2 separate regions of the Mus musculus genome follow, and region 1 is linked to region 2. A link is a contact called in ENCODE Hi-C or POLR2A ChIA-PET data. All regions are on one chromosome and are shown on one strand. Each heading gives the region's core, a stretch centred on a gene start or an enhancer-like site at or near the end of the contact. The rest is flanking DNA. Distances are from core to core; before and after follow the strand shown. Region 1 holds the start of Stx11 (syntaxin 11). Region 2 holds the start of B230208H11Rik (RIKEN cDNA B230208H11 gene).

The links. A loop is a pair of places that touch in the nucleus more often than their neighbours do. ChIA-PET counts read pairs that join two places held with the same protein, here RNA polymerase II (POLR2A).
Region 1: a map of heart shows a loop between it and region 2 (4-fold over the local background). The contact joins the promoter of Stx11 here to the promoter of B230208H11Rik in region 2. A Hi-C loop is called at or near these places in 9 of 37 maps with a recorded cell type or tissue (T-helper 17 cell, T-helper 2 cell, adrenal gland and 2 more). POLR2A ChIA-PET finds 5 or more read pairs at or near these places in 4 of 5 experiments (Patski and embryonic stem cell).

The regions. Positions count from the first base shown.
Region 1 is chr10:12,962,840-12,965,539 of GRCm38, forward strand. It overlaps Stx11 (syntaxin 11), which reads right to left and starts at 1,420. Exons shown (of 3, transcript NM_029075.1): 1 at 1,161-1,420.
Region 2 is chr10:12,921,679-12,924,378 of GRCm38, forward strand. B230208H11Rik (RIKEN cDNA B230208H11 gene) reads right to left here and starts at 1,449. Exons shown (of 3, transcript NR_038028.1): 1 at 896-1,449; 2 at 1-39. n-TLtaa3 (a tRNA gene) reads right to left here and starts at 975; the gene lies at 893-975.

The DNA of each region.
Region 1 (2,700 bases), core at 170-2,669, 41 kb after region 2:
CTGGAACAGACCAGAACCTTGCAACTGCTGTCTAAGGCTGACCTCAGCTCAGCCAGGATATGCAGTTATTCCTGTCTCTACTGAGCTCCTAGATAGGGAAGTCTATTTCTTAGAGCCTTTATCCAGCCTCAGGGAGACTCAGCATCTTAATGTCTGGCTCCAGCAACCATCTACTTTCTTCAAAAGCTTCTATATGTTTTTTTTTAAGGCACTAATTTGGTAAAAATAAACTTTCTGAAATATTTTAAATTTCAGAGTAACTTACAATCACTTCATTAAATGTCCAGTTTCTACCAACTAGTGAAAACAACAGCCAAATGGTTATTGGATAAAGAAATTAATTTTCTCTTCAGCTTCTGTGGGAAAGCACATGATTTTAAGGGTTTATCTCAGATCAGCCTAGTGACCCTAGCTGGCATGTTGTCCCATCAGGCGCTCTAGGAAACTGAAAACTTGAATAGTTACTTCCTAGGCCGCCTGCCCCAGTTTGACAGTACCAGACTGAATCTTCGGTCTTATTCAAAGTACAGGAATCCAACCTCACTTTTCAAAAGCGTATTAACAAAGCCTTGCAATTGTAGTAGACTTGTGACTCATTTGTGGATACCCGTGTAGAAACAACAGCTCCTCCCTCTGCTGAGAAATGGCTCTAATAAGTGTGAGAGTCACAGGAAGTAAAACGCAGGTCTCAGCTGATGTTCGCGGAGCCAAAGAAGCCAACAGAATTCCGTGGTGTGGTTCTCTAAGCAAAGCCATCAGATCGGTTTCCTAAAACAAACTACCCCAAATCCTCCGTGGGAGCTGTTTCAACGCGGTATCAGTGTTCCTGTATTTCCTGGCTCCTGAGTCATACTGTCAAGTTCAAGTGGAGAAGTGTCCATTCTGATGTGTTAGAGAAAGTGGCGACCGAACTGAATAAAACACCTCCATTAAATAAAAACAACAAAAATTCAAAACAGAAGTTGCCTCAGGAAGCTTCAGAGTCAGTCTACATTTCTGAAGCACTTCTGATAACGCATTATATTCTTAAACATAAAAAAAAAAAAAAAAAAAAAAAAAAAAAAAAAAAAAAAAAAAAAGCTCTCGGCTCTAGGTGAGAAACCCAAAGCCTCGTCCTGAAGGTACCTAGAGGCACAGAGGGAACCACACCCCAAACCCACCTGCAGCTGCGCAGCATCCCTGCCAGCGCGGTCCACCACTCCAGCCAACCCCGAACCTGGGTCCCCGATGTCGAAAGAGTTAGAGAGCTAAGCAGACTCGCGGGACAAAACGAACCGTGATCCTGCGGGGCGCTGATCCAGCGTCCGGACGCCGGGAGGACACCGCGGCGTGTCCCCGCGGCTCTGCCCCCTCCGCTTCTTGCTGGCCCGGGCTGCGCTTCTCAGCCGGGGTCCGAGCCCTGAGCCGCAGGGCCGCGTCTGGTGCTGCTGGCTCCGCCCCTGCCGCGCTGAGGCTGCACAGCTGGGGACCAGGGCCCCGCCCCGGGGACGCCCTCGGCTAGGCGCGCAGCTTCCCGTCCCGACTGGGGTCGCCACGCTGCGGGTTGCTGGGAACCTAAGCACGAGCCTTCTTCCCCTCCTGTGCACCCCGAGATGCTGCGGGCGACGGTGTGGACCACCCGGGAACTTGCTCTTTCTTCTTCCTTGCTCTGGGATGGAGAGATGGGCGGGGCGGGATCCATCGGACTTTCCGCGGGAAAACCCCTCAGCGCGGATGACTTTTGCAGTCCAGAGTAGTTCCGAAACTAGGGCACTAGAAACCGTTTCTGAGCGTGGGTGTGGCTGCGCCAGCGGGGACCCGCACGACTGCCTAACCCGAGGTTGTGGACCACGTAGACACTGAGCCCCGCCTTCCACTAGCCCCTTCCTGCCTGCTGTCAGTGGGACACCCACAGGAGTATTGCCACGACCTTGTCCTCGTTGCCTGGCACCCTACTGGGGGCTCAGAAACAGAAAAGGGGCATTCTGGCTAGGGGGTGGGAAACCGCTGGACAAACAAGGTAGAAGGCTAGCCATCAAGAAACAAAGAAAGTATGAGAGGAGGGGCTGGAGAGATGGCTCAGTGGTTAAGAGCGCTGACTGCTCTTCTAAAGGTCCTGAGTTCAAATCCCAGCAACCACATGGTGGCTCACAGTGGCTCACAACATCCATAATGAAATCTGACGCCCTTCTCTGGTGTATCTGAAAGACACAGCTACAGTGTACTTACATATAATAATAAATAATATTTAATAAATCTTAAAAAAAGAACACAGGAAGAAAGAAAGATGATATGCATTGATAGGAAGCCACCGCCAGAAGAATTTGAGGAACAAGGTGTTACGGTAACCCAAAGTTATCCATCTAATGTGAAATGACCGATGAATCGATCTACTAATGTAAGGCCAGGTAAGGCCAGAAAGACAAATCTCCGGGGCAGAGCAACTTCAGGCAACTTAAGCAGAAACTCCACTTTCATGGAAAAGAAGCTTGTCTCTGCACTCTAAGTGTGGGCCAGCCTGCTCCTCACCTCAACAGAGGACTGTATGGAAAGGAGACGGAAAGTAGTTTTTACCACACACAGAGCAGCCACACAGTTCACCCAATACACAAGGTCAGATACTTAAAGCCAGGTAAAGGTAACACTTTATCCTTGGGGCCTTTCTCCTCCATGCCCCAGCCTTCTGTTTTGTTTTGCTTTTCATTTGTTTTGTTTTGTTTT
Region 2 (2,700 bases), core at 199-2,698:
GAAAAATATTTTTCTACGACTCCAGATAACTGAATGGACCTGAGGAACACGTGAAAATAAATGATCAATGGTAATAACCAACGTTTCCGAGGTTTTATGATTGTAGAGAGGGGTTTATTTAATCAGTGTCTCAACTTATTCAAAAGGCTGGGGAGTTCCTTGAGCCACGCCTACAAAATGTGTTTAAGATCTTGGACTGCTTTGATAAAAAACACTTTTGGAGAGAATAGGGTGGCACACGCCTTTAATCCCAGCACTTGGGAGGTAGAGGCAGGAGGATTTCTGAGAGTTCGAGGCCAGCCTGGCCTACAAAGTGAGTTCCAGGACAGCCAGGGCTACACGGAGAAACCCTGTCTCGAGAAACCAAAAACCAAACCAAACCAAACCAAACCAAAACAAAAAAACCCAAAGAAAATAGGAGAAGATAAAAATCGAAAATATTTCAAATTCTGGGTCTTCATGGTCAAATGGTACATTTTTGAAAGACTGCATGTGAACACGTTAAACTTTGAGGGGGGGGGAAATGAAAAGAAAGGAAAGAAAGAAAACAAAGGGAAAGGAAGAAAAAAGAAGGGGGTGGGGAGCGGACAGAGGAAAGGCAAAAGCGGACTTGTTTTTTTTTTTTTTTTTTTTTTCTTTTTTCTTCTGTGCAAAAGTACTTTTGCAAAAAGTTAGCCAATACCAGACCTCTCCGGGGAGCCTCTTCCCGCCTGGCTCAGGTCGGTTCCTGGAGACACGGTCGCTTCACTGCGGGAAATTGGGCTGCCTTGTAGCAGCGCCCTATTAAGGATTAAAGAACATTTCTTTCAACTGAAATAAGACTTCTAAATTTCCAAAAGCTCTGGACCTAAAAACAACTGACAGACCGCGGCAAGGAACAAAACAGCAACTTTACCAGGAGTGGGGTTCGAACCCACGCAGACATATGTCCATTGGATCTTAAGTCCAACGCCTTAACCACTCGGCCATCCTGGTGCAGGCGTGCTCTCTTCTCTTTGCTGTTCCTACAAAGCTCACAATACCGTCCTCATTTTCCCCAGTTACTCGAGGATGCTTCTGCGCAGGCTGCGCGGCGCTTTCCCGACCCGGCTACAGAGACTCGGAGACTGCCGCCGGGGTTTCGCGCCGCCGCCGCCGCCGCCGCTCACTGTCGCCCCGAGATCTCGGCGGCAGCGAAGGAACTGCAGGAGCAGAGAGCGGGACAGAGCTCTGGGCCGGCGGGCGCCGGCTCTCCTTGCTCACTGTAGGTGCGCGGGCGCGACAAACAAACTCCACAGCTAACTTCTGGGCTCCGGAGCGGAGGTGGGAGGGGTCCCTCGGGCGGTGTAGGCACGGGTCCGCAGGGCAACCATCAGTGTGTTTCTTCTAAATCGAATAGGTTCCCGGGGCCCGGCACCTGTGCGCGCGCGGCTTTCCTTCCTCGCCAGTGTTACCACATGCCGGAAGGAGGTTCCGGAGAAAGAGGAGGTTCCGGAGAAAGCTGTGTGGTCAGGGCAGTGTGGCCCAATCCCCCACCCCCTCCCTGGTTGTGTAGACACTGTCCCCTTTGCTCTGCTTCAAATGCAGGGTCAAGACCTCCTGGATTCCTGCCACCCCTACAGCTCCCCTAGAGGGCAAACTCTTGTTTTAACTTGTCTCCTGTTTTAGCTCCCCTTTTGTTGTTGGGACAAAACACCCACAACAAAAAGCAATTTAGGGTACAGCGGTTTATTTGCATTACTTCGGCTGTTCCTCAAAACCTTGGCTCTACCCCAGGGTTCAGGCTAGGTGTTTCTGCAGCTGCAGGCAGGGAGCTGGTGGCTGAGCCTTGCTCTGGCTGTCCCACCTTGTCCCTCTCCCCTAACCCACCCCCATGTTTGGTTTATACAGGTCTGGTGGCTTCAGTCTTTGACTGTAAACCTAGGATGCACTGTTTCACAAAGTGCCCCACTGTTTCAGACCTCCCAGTGGCTCCCTCAAACATTTTCTCAGTTTCACTGTAATGATCCAACTGCTCTACCATCTCTCACAGCTCTGTGACCCCCAGGGAACACCCAGCTTTTGGTTCTCTTGAGTCCTGGTTAAGTCTGACCGGACTCCTTACGAAGGAACTCTACTCTAGCATCCAGACAGCTCCTGTCTATCTCCCAATGGCGGGAACTCCACTGACCTTTGCCTGACCATGTTCCTCAATAGTACCTTTAGGGCATCCAGGGTAAGCACTCAGAGAAGTACACCAGAGAGCCTAGGTCCTCAGGCCTTGTTCTCTGTGCGGACACTGTGCTAGAGTCTGGAGGCAGCCTGTGGAATGTAACATGGGGTCAGTAACATGGGGTGATTACCTCACCAGGTGATCAGAGAGAGGCCTGAAGCTGCACGCAATGGGTGTTAAATGCAAATGAGAACATGAGAACATGTGCACTCTATAACCCAAGCATTGCTCTAAGCTCCCTACACACAGTTTTGTCTAGCTTGATTTTTTTTTTTTTTTTTTTTTGAGATAGGGTCTCACTATGTAGCTCTGGCTGTCCTGGAACTCTCTATATAGACCAGGCTGTCCTTAAACTCACAGAGACCTGTCTGTCTCTGCCTCCTAAATGTCAGGGTTAAAGGCTTAGAGTGAGTACCACTCTTCAGGGGCTCGGTTAATTTTCTTAATAACTGTAATGTAGGCGTTCCTATCCTCATTTTGAATGAGGCCATAGAGATCTCTTGCAGACT